2 separate regions of the Homo sapiens genome follow, and region 2 is linked to region 1. A link is a contact called in ENCODE Hi-C or POLR2A ChIA-PET data. All regions are on one chromosome and are shown on one strand. Each heading gives the region's core, a stretch centred on a gene start or an enhancer-like site at or near the end of the contact. The rest is flanking DNA. Distances are from core to core; before and after follow the strand shown.

The links. Hi-C counts contacts between places; a loop is a spot of excess contacts on that map. ChIA-PET counts read pairs that join two places held with the same protein, here RNA polymerase II (POLR2A). Pooled maps may share reads with other maps.
Region 2: a loop to region 1 is called in a pooled map, with 2.6 times the contacts of the local background. The contact joins the promoter of RIT1 here to the enhancer-like site in region 1. A Hi-C loop is called at or near these places in 2 of 50 pooled maps. POLR2A ChIA-PET finds 5 or more read pairs at or near these places in 5 of 52 experiments (AG04450, HEK293, Panc1 and 2 more).

What each region holds. Positions count from the first base shown.
Region 1 is chr1:155,714,332-155,719,486 of GRCh38, forward strand. It overlaps DAP3 (death associated protein 3), which reads left to right. Exons shown (of 13, transcript NM_004632.4): 3 at 2,675-2,797. Among named protein-coding and RNA genes, the nearest start is that of DAP3, 28 kb to the left of the region's middle. Within about 2 kb of position 2,845, at least 2 of the 41 ENCODE cell types and tissues checked have a DNase peak (open chromatin) inside an H3K27ac peak, as active enhancers do.
Region 2 is chr1:155,908,923-155,914,077 of GRCh38, forward strand. It overlaps RIT1 (Ras like without CAAX 1), which reads right to left and starts at 2,427. Exons shown (of 6, transcript NM_006912.6): 1 at 2,321-2,427; 2 at 1,734-1,882; 3 at 1,528-1,584. The coding sequence starts at 1,839. It overlaps KHDC4 (KH domain containing 4, pre-mRNA splicing factor), which reads right to left. Exons shown (of 14, transcript NM_014949.4): 14 at 4,123-5,155.

The sequences.
Region 1 (5,155 bases), core at 1,595-4,094:
TGGGACTACAGGAGTGGACCACCACACCTGGCTCCATCCAAGCTTTTAGATTAGTCGAAGGTTAAACCTATTTTCGGGAAGGTTAAGGACTATGAACGATGAAAAAATCAAAGATTTAGAGATAAAGATACAAGTTAAAATGTTATGTGTTGGCTGGGCATAGTGGCTCACACCCATAATCCCAGCACTTTGGGAGGCTAAGGCGGGCAGATCACCTGAGGTCAGGAGTTCCAGACCAGCATGACCAACATGGTGAAACCCAGTCTCCACTAAAAATACAAAAATTAGTCAGGCGTGATGGCGGGCGCCTGTAATCCCAGCTACTGAGGCAGGAGAACCACTTGAACCTGGGGGCAGAGGTTGTAGTGAGCTGAGATCATGCCATTGCATCCCAGCCTGGGCGACAAGAGTGAGACTCCGTCTCAAAAAAAAAGAAAAACAAAAGTGATGGGTACAATACTGTCTCTCAACCTGTGTAGTGGGAATGTTAGACACATAATTTAGGATCATGTCATAAAATGGGTGTAAGTGTGAGGAGGGATGGTACAGAGATAACATATATTTTCTGCACTCAAAAAGCTGCTTGGTAGGCTGGGCACGGTGGCTCACGCCTGTAATCCCAGCACTTTGGGAGCCTGGGGTGGGAGGACCACCTGAGGTCAGGAGTTTGAGACCAGCCTGGCCAACATGGCAAAATCCTGTCTCTACTAAAAATAGAAAAATTAGCTGGGCATGGTGGCACACTCCTATAATCCCAGCTGCTCAGGAGGCTGTGTCAGGAGAATCACTTGAACCCAGGAGGCGGAGGTTGCAGAGAGCCAAGATTGTGCCACTGCACCCCAGCCTGGGCAACAGAGCAAGACTCCATCTCAAAAAAAAAAAAAAAACCCACAAAAAGCTGCTTGGTGAGCCAGGTACAGTGGCTCACACCTATCATCCCAGCACTTTGGGAGGCTGAGGCAGGAGGATCGCGTGAGTGCAGCAAGTTGGAGAGCAGCCTGGGCAACATAGCAAGACCCTGTCTACAAAAAATTAAAAAAATTAGCTGGGCATAGTGGCATGCACCTGTAGTCCCAGCTACTTGGGAGCCTGAGATGGGAGCATGGCTTGGGCCTGGGAGTTTGAGACTACAGTGTGCCGTGATCGTGCCACTGCACTCCAGCCTGGGTGACAGAGCAAGACCCTGTCTTAAAAAAAAGAGAGAGAGAGAGAGAGAGAAGCTGCTTGGTGAGACTATAAAATACTGGTAGCTTTCATATGATAACCTATTTATTAAGCAACTCCCTTATTACACTATCCATTATATTTCTGTTCTCTTGCTTCTCCTGGCTGCATTCCCTAATCTTTTCCTCATAACACATCTTTTCACTTTCTACATAAGGTTTGTTATCCTTAAGCTCAGTTTTGGGGTTTTTCACTTACCATTTTGTTAGATTTGTCTACCGAAATCCGCCCCCTTCCCCTCCCTGTTGGTTCAGAGGTTTCGGTGTACAGTTCACTGAGTTACCTATAGAGCAGTTTGCTTTCACTTAGCTGTGTATTTGACATACTCCCTTATTACATGTCTCTAATGAAAGATCCTTTATTCCAGGGCACAATTAGCAGGAAAATTGTTACAGGGCATGTAATTATAGCTGTCACATAGTGAGGAGCATTGCACTGATCCCCTGATAACTGAGGTGACTGACAGAGAATGAGAATTACACAGTTTTGACAACCATTCATCGCTGTGCAAGCGCATTAAAAGAGCTTTCCTGCTTCAAGTTTGCTAATGGCTATGCTATGTATGCTCCTGAATAATCTCTGACAGAATTGTTTGTTTCCGTATAGGACAGACCCCTGATAAGGCAATACACAGACTGGAACAGATACAGAATATGAATAATGTCATTGGACTTAGTGAATTTTAAATAATAACAGGGATCCTTTTTACATAGAAGAAAAATGTTGCCGGGCGCGGTGGCTCACGCCTGTAATCCCAGCACTTTGGGAGGCAGAGGCGGGCGGATCATGAGGTCATGAGATCGAGACCATCCTGGCTAACACAGTGAAACCCCTACTAAAAATACACCTCTACTAAAAATACAAAAAATTAGCCAGGCGTGGTGGCGGGTGCCTGTAGTCCCAGCTACTCGGGAGGCTGAGGCAGGAGAATGGCGTAAACCCAGGAGGCGGAGCTTGCAGTGAGCCGAGATCGCGCCACTGCACTCCAGCCTGGGCGACAGAGTGAGACTCCATCTCAAAAAAAAAAAGAAAAATGTATGTTAGTGACATCCCTATTGCAGACATGGCTCACCTTCTCAGTGTTTTGGCAAGCATAAAAAGTTTGATTAGCCAGGTGTGGTGGCTCAAGCCTGTAATCCCAGCATTTTGGGAGGCAGAGGCGGGCAGATCACCTGAGTTCAGGAGTTCAAGACCAGCCTGGCCCATATGGTGAAATCTTGTTTCTACTAAAAATATAAAAAATCAGCCGGGTGTGGTGGCGCACGCCTGTAATCCCAGTTACTCAGGAAGCTGAGGCAGGAGAATCACTTGAACCTGGAAGGCGGAGGTTGTAGTGAGCCTGAGATCACGCCATTGCACTCCAGCTTGGGCAACAAGAGAGAAACTCCATCTCAAAAAAAAAAAAAAAAAGTTTGATAACCCCGTAACACTGAAATGGTTTCTCTTATAGTTGGACCCTGGGCGTTTTTTACACATGGGGACCCAGGCTCGCCAAAGCATTGCTGCTCACCTAGATAACCAGGTTCCAGTTGAGAGTCCGAGAGCTATTTCCCGCACCAATGAGAATGACCCGGTGAGTTACTAATATGTATATGGGGTTTCTCAGGGCTTATGATTTGTGTTCCTGTCCTCATTTTGCATAGGAAAACTGAAACTGAAAGAAGCTTAGTAGATTTGCATTTACTCAGATAGTGCACCTGAGATAGCACTCTGGAACCCAGATTCTCCCTGTCCCTGTCTGATACTGTGGTAACATACACTGGCCAGCTCGGTCTGTATCAGTTCCCATGTAATCTCTACTAGTGAATTCACCTAGTTCCACGGATTTTGCTGAGCATAGAGTTGTCGAATACTCAATACTTACTAAGTTTAATTTCTTACTGGGCAAGTTTACCAATTATTATTGCTTATATTATGTGTTGGGTGACAGGCTTTTTCTTAAAGGACCATGTAGTGAATATTTCAGGCCGATGGACTGAGATGATCTGTCACAAGTACTCAACTCTGCCATAAACAAATGGGTGTGAACATGTTCCAGTAAAACTCTATTTACAAAACAGGTGCCCAGCCATAACTTAACAAACTCTGGTATGGAGAGTACTAAAGAAATTAAACTACTTGCCCACAATTTTCTACCAGGGCAGGTTCAGAACCCAATTTTTCTAATAACCAATCTGGTGCTATTTTGCAGTTTTGTAAGTGGATTTCCTAGGGTCTGGAGAGGGAACTAACTTGGTTTGTTGTGAGAAGAGCAGCATTTAAAGTGAATTTTGTCTGCAGAAGCCAGGATTCCAGCAGTATCTAGTGTTGCATTTTCTAGTCCAGTTCCCCATTAGACTGGATATTGATTTCTTTTTGTTGCTGCCTCTCATAAATGAAATTAATTTGTGGTGTGTGCTGTAATGTTAGGAACCAATAGCTTTCTTTCCCTGCCCCTACCCTCTGAGTCTTCCCATCTTAATATAGTCTGTGTGGAAAGAAAAAGTAAACACCCATTACCCAAAACATGATCTCAGCAGGGTGTGTTTTAAATATATCTCTAGGCTTCGGCCATGCGGGGTGGCTCACGACTGTCATCCTAGCATTTTGGGAGGCCGAGGCAGGAGGATCACTTGAGGTCAGGAGTTCTAGACCAGCCTAGCCAACATGGCGAAAGCCTGTCTCTACTAAAAATACTAAAATTAGCTGGGTGTGGTGGCGGGCACCTGTAATCCCAGCTACTCAGGAGGCTGAGGCAGGAGAATTGCTTGAACCCAGGAGGCAGAAGTTGCAGTGAGCCAAGATCGCGCCACTGCACTCCAGGCTGGGCAAGAGAGCAAGACTCTGTCTTAAAAAGTATATATATATGGCTGAGTGAGGTGGCTCACGCCTGTAATCCCAGCATTTTGGGAAGCCAAGGCAGGCGGATCATGAGGTCAGGAGACTGAGACCATCCTGGCTAACACAGTGAGACCCCATCTCTACTAAAAATACAAAAAAAAATTAGTTGAGCATGGTGGCGGGCGCCTGTAGTCCTAGCTACTCGGGAGACTGAGGCAGGAGAATGGTATGAACCTGGAGGTGGAGCTTGCAGTGAGCTGAGATCGTGCTACTGCACTCCAGCCTGGGCGACAGTGCAAGACTCTGTCTCAAAAAAAAAAAAAGAAAGAAAGATAGATAGATAGATAGATAGATAGATAGATAGATAGATAGATATAGATATAGATGAAGATATATATATATACCATTCACCTCTTTTCACAAACACAAAATGAAGTAGAATAAATGAATCAAGCCACTGAAGTGTCTTTTCAGCTTTCTTTGTAATTGCAGTCCTTTTATCTGCCAATTCCTCTGGGGTTTCTATGGAAACAGCAGCATGCAGATGATCTTGTCACATGACTGGAGCATCTCTATACACAGCACAGAAGAATCCAGATGGCAAGAATTGTCTTTGCTACCCCTACATCTACGGTTTACTTTGATGAGCAATTGGCTTCATTATTTGGGCCACCACTTTTATATACATACTGGGTTTGAGGGCAGCAACCAGCATTCTTGGCTAAGATAAATGAGGCTGGGCACAGTAGCTTATGCCTGTAATCCCAGGACTTTGGGAGGCCTAGGTGGGAGGATCACTTGAGCTTAGGAGTTCTAGACTAGCCTAGGCAACATAGCAAGACCCTAACTCTAAAACAATTTTTTTTTTTTTTTTTTTGAGACAGAGTTTCACTCTTCTTGCCCAGGCTGGAGTGCAATGGCGCAGTCTCGTCTCACTGCAACCTCCACCTCCTGGGTTTAAATGATTTTCCTGTCTCAGCCTCCCAAGTAGCTGTGATTACAGGCATCCACCACCATGCCTGGCTAAGTTTTGTATTTTTAGTACAGATGGGGTTTTACCATGTTGGCCAGGCTGGTCTTGAATTCCTGACCTCAGGCAATCCGCTCACCT
Region 2 (5,155 bases), core at 1,177-3,676, 190 kb after region 1:
ATTTTTCCCATCCCTGGAATCATGTGCTCTATGAAATGACCATATCAAAGCTGGGCCACCACAAAACATTATTGGCTTTGCGGGAAACAGAGCAGCAGAGGCCTGACCCAATGGAAATCCTTCCTAGAGAACTAGGATCATGGCAAAGAGTGTCACATACTGAAAATAATAAGGCCCGGCGCAGTGGTCACGCCTGTAATCCCAGCACTTTGGGAGTCCGAGGTGGGCAGATCACGAGGTCAGGAGATTGAGACCATCCTGGCTAACACGGTGAAATCCCATCTCTACTAAAAATACAAAAAAAAATTAGCCGGGCTTGGTGGCGGGCGCCTGTAGTCCCAGATACTCGGGAGGCTGAGGCAGGAGAATGGCATGAACCTGGGAGGTGGAGCTTGTAGTGAGCCGAGATTGTGCCACCGCACTCCAGCCCGGGCAACAGGGTGAGACACCGTCTCCAAAAAAAAAAACAAAAAAAGAAAATAACAGTACAGCTGACTTTCTGTGCCCTCTCCCATTCCCACATCCATTTTTCTTTCATATTAGGATATAAACCCTTAGAATCAAACCTGCTTCCTTATGGTTTAGGAATGACAGTAATGTTCTTAGTCTTTGTAGAGATTAGCAATTAAAAAATAAAAAAGTCAAAGCAAACAAAATGACTTTTTTACTCTATTAGCGTTCTGCAACAAGAGTTAAGGACCATAAAAGACATCGGAGGGCTAGGCACAGTGGCTCACGCCTGTAATCCCAGTACTTTTCGAGGCTGAGGTGGATGGATTACTTGAGGTCAGGAGTTTGAGACCAGCCTGGCCAACATAGTGAAATCCCATCTCTACTAAAAATACAAAAATTAGCCGGGTGTGGTGGCAGATGCCTGTAATCCCAGCTACTCAGGAGGCTGAGGCAGGAGAATTGCTTGAACCCGGGAGGCGGAGGTTACAGTGACCGGAGATCGCACCATTGCCCTCCAGCCTGGGAGACAGTGCGAGACTCCATCTCAAAAAAAAAAAAAAAACAACAGACAGACATGGGAGAAGACATTACTACGTAATGAACTTAAGGTATAAGGAAGTAAACCAAGAGCTCCAAGTGCAAGATGTCCAGGCTTGGCATGTCTGGGTTGTAAGAGTTCAGCAGCCTGGCTCTACTTGTTTCTCTGCTTCCTTTTGTGGAAGTTCAAACCAGCTGACTCACAGTTACAGAGCGAGTCTCAAGTCATACCCTTAGAGAAGTGACAGCAAGAAAAGGCTTCGTTAAGTGGCCTGTATACAACCATAAAAAAATACAACAAAGAGAGTTGTCCCATTAATGTTCAGTAAGAGACAAAGACTAAAGATGGCTTATGACATAAAGTCTGAAAAAAAAAGAAATATTCAGTTGCTTACCAACTGCTGATACCCTTGTTTCTAAATAAATCTGAATTAGACTCCAAAAAAGCCTCAAAATATAAATAGTTAGAAACTACTGATATTCATTAAGATATTTTTATGGGGTATATTTGGAAACATAAGTGATGATCTGGCTTACCAATGGTGGGATCATGATCTTCTGGGAATCGGTGGCTGATGAACTGCATGGTCATGGCTTCAAAAGAAGAAATAAAAGTCAAATCCTCACAAAGGTGACCCACAGAGAGAATTTTAAGTATTAACATTGCAAGATAGCAAGTATCCCATCTGGTCATTTAAGTACTTTTCATCCATGCTTCCTGTCAAATGGAAAATGTTACCTACCACTCTTCCCTACACCACCAGCACCCAGCATCACTAGTTTGTACTCCCGTGAGAGCCCAGCGGGGCTGCTACAGCAGCTACCAACTGGGCGAGTTCCAGAATCCATTGTCCTCTTGGGGCCTTCCTCGGTTGCCCCGAGGAAAAGCCACCTAGAAAAGGAGGAGGAAATGCTTAATCCAGGATGGAGACACCACGGCGACAGCCCTCAAGCCAGTGCCTTACCTTTCCATACATATTCTGGCCTGTCCCTCTTACTCTGGCCTGTCCCTCTTGCTCACCACTGCACCCTTTCGGGTGGCCCTAAGAAACCCCCCCATCTTCACCCTCCCTCCTAGACAGTTCAGTCACATGACACATCACAGGTTTTACTTTTTCCAAAGAGAAAAATAAAAAGATACAAATAAATTTACGTCTCGGCACAGTAGGGACAAGGAGAAAGTTTTGGGAAGAAAGGGATGCGGCCCCTTAGGCCGCAGGGGTTCTCTCACGTCTGCGGTACCCAGAGGTTCCGCCCCCTCCCCATTCTCCTCCGAACCCCCTCCCCACCCCCAGCTGCTGCTCCGCCGCCAGACTCCCCACCCCTCTACCTCACAAGCCGACGCCCTGCTGCTCCTACTGGTCAGTGGGGACTGGAACACCACAGCCGGTCGGGTCACGCACTTCGTCTTCCTTCACTCGCGGAGGCTCCGGCACTGACCTGTGACCCCTCCCGCAACCGAGTAAGATGGCGCCACCGGCGCCCGAGTCGCGGAAGGAGGGGCGGGGCCACTCAGTGACGCCCACAGCCTGCCCCGCCCTCTTCCCGCCCCTCCCAGGTCCCTAAAACCCAGTTCCGGGACCCACCGCTGAAGGTCCTCTGGTCACCTACCCAACCTAGGGTGTATGCACTCACAGACAAGGGTATTTAATCACGAGTAGAAAGTAAATTATTTACACAAAAGGGAAGGGAGTACGTGATAAGAGACATGCAGGGACACTTAAATTAACAACTTACCGAGGGTTGTTTGCTGCTTGTGGGAAAAAAAAAAACCCAAAACTAATTTGACCCAATGTAATGAGAGGAAGGGAGGACAGGGGCACCCCCCAAATCCTCCTAAAACACAGGATTTCAGTCAAGTCTACCGGGGATGACTACTCATAGGAGAAAAATGACTTTCCTAAAGGAGCGGCCACAATGACTTTTGCTATTGAAACCTAAATTCATTCTCAGAAACCAGATGTTCACAACACTCCCTAATCAGAGTTCTGTATGTATTTTAAACACGTATAAGACACACAAAAACTTGTTTTAAATAAATGTACCACACTCTGGCAGGAAAGAGAGCTCTGAGTTAACAGAGGCCTTGAGTTAAATACAGAACTGAAGCGCAGCCACTATAACCATATTCCCCTCTATTTACGTAGCACAGGTGCTAGAAGAAACTGACACGAAAATTGTTCTCATGCAGCTCTGCCTACCACTGTTCTTTTTAAATGTCTTTCTGGGCCGGGCGGGCGCGGTGGCTCACACCTGTAATCCCAGCACTCTGGGAGGCCGAGGCAGGTGAGTCATGAGGTCAAGAAATAAGAGACCATCCTGGCCAACATGTAAAACCGTCTCTACTAAAAATACAAAAGAATTAGCTGGGTGTGGTGGCATGCGCCTATAAGTCCCAGCTACTCGGGAGGCTGAGGCAGGAGAATCACTTGAACCTGGGAGGTGGAGGTTGCAGTTAGCTGGCTGAGAGGGTGCCACTGCACTCCAGCCTGGCAACAGAGCAAAACTCCGTCTCAAAATTTAAGTCTTTCTGGCCAGGAGTGCTGGCTCACGCCTGTAATCCCAGGACTTTGGGAGGCTGAAGTGGGCTGATCACTTGAGGATCAGGAGTTCAAGACCAGCCTGGCCAAAATGGTGACTCCCTGTCTCTACTAAAAATATAAAAATTAGTTGGGCATGGTGGTAGGTGCCTATAATCCCAGCTACTCAGGAGGCTGAGGCTGGAGAACCACTTGAACCCAGGAGGTTGCGGTGAGCCAGGATTGCACCATTCCACTCCAGCCTGGGTGACAGAGCGAGACTCCATCTCAAAAAAAAATAAAATGTCTTTCCAAGAATAACATATTTCCTTTAAAACCCGCTTCATTCATGAAGTCCTTTTAATACGCTGTTAAATAAAGGAGGGCTAAAATATGAAAATGGAAAATATCCAGCATAATAATCCTTAACCTTTTCATTTGAACTTTAAGGGTACATTTTGCAGTTACATAACTCTGGGAACTATATGCAAACCTTGGGGTCTGTATATGTATTTTTCTGGTAATGTTATAGTTGCATTGTGCTATGAGTAAAAAAGTTTATGAATTTCAGTGTATGGATGGGTTGTGGAAGAAAACAGAGAAACCACAAGCAGAATATTTATAGATTTATTTATAATGAAATTATGGTCTAAATATTTACAACATATAGGAAACCAGAGGATAAGTTTATACAAAGCCAGCCTGCAAAGTATTCAAATGTGCAAAAATGACAGTTCAATATCTCAAACTATTCCTGGTTCAGCAGACTAGCTCCTTCACTTTCACACATCAATATTTGATACAAAAAGTTATTTTGGCAAAATCTGTAATGCCAAGAAAAAGGACAATTTGCAATTTCAGTCATTAAGTCCAAAATCCTATAGCCAGCAGTCAGATCTCTCTGTTTTAGCTGCAACCAGTTCTGGGAGAGAGAGACCACTGTATTTCATTTCTGTGATGAGTTCTGACCAGTTTTAGTCAAGAAGTTTTCTCTGACCCAGCTGAAGACAGGATCTTAGAAGGGCAATAAAAACAGTAATGGCTATGAGACCAATGTGCCTGAAGGTGCCAGCTTTGGATCACCCCAATTAAAAAACACAATGAAAAAATAATTTCATTTTCCTATCCAGGATCCAGCTATATCCAACAGTTTTAAATGAGACAGCATTTTCCAAAACAGAAATAATCCAAAACAAAACAGGGATGCAGATCTGTCAGAATTAAATACTGAAAAGGACGGTCTTAAAATCATTTCCCCACTAATAAATAGTAAGGCTCTGTTTGTAACCAGTTATATATCAAAATTGACCAAACAGTAGTAAAATACAAATAAAACTTTCTTTATGTCAGAACTGGGGCTATTCACCTGGAAAAGGCTGACCAGGTCAAATGTGTATGGGAACGACCCTGTTAGGATGCTTTGTTGGACAAGCACATTTCACCAACTGTTAAAAAGCTTCTGAGATAAATTTGTGATTCTAATTAAATTTTAACAGATTCTATGCCACTGCAGAAATAAGGATTTTTGTGGTTGTTAAGGAACCCCTTTAAGAAAGGGGGGCACTGAATCTCTAACTTCTGCAAAGGTCCAGATGGTTCCCAGCACAGGCCCCAGAGTCTTGTTAAATCAAATGCATGCATTATTG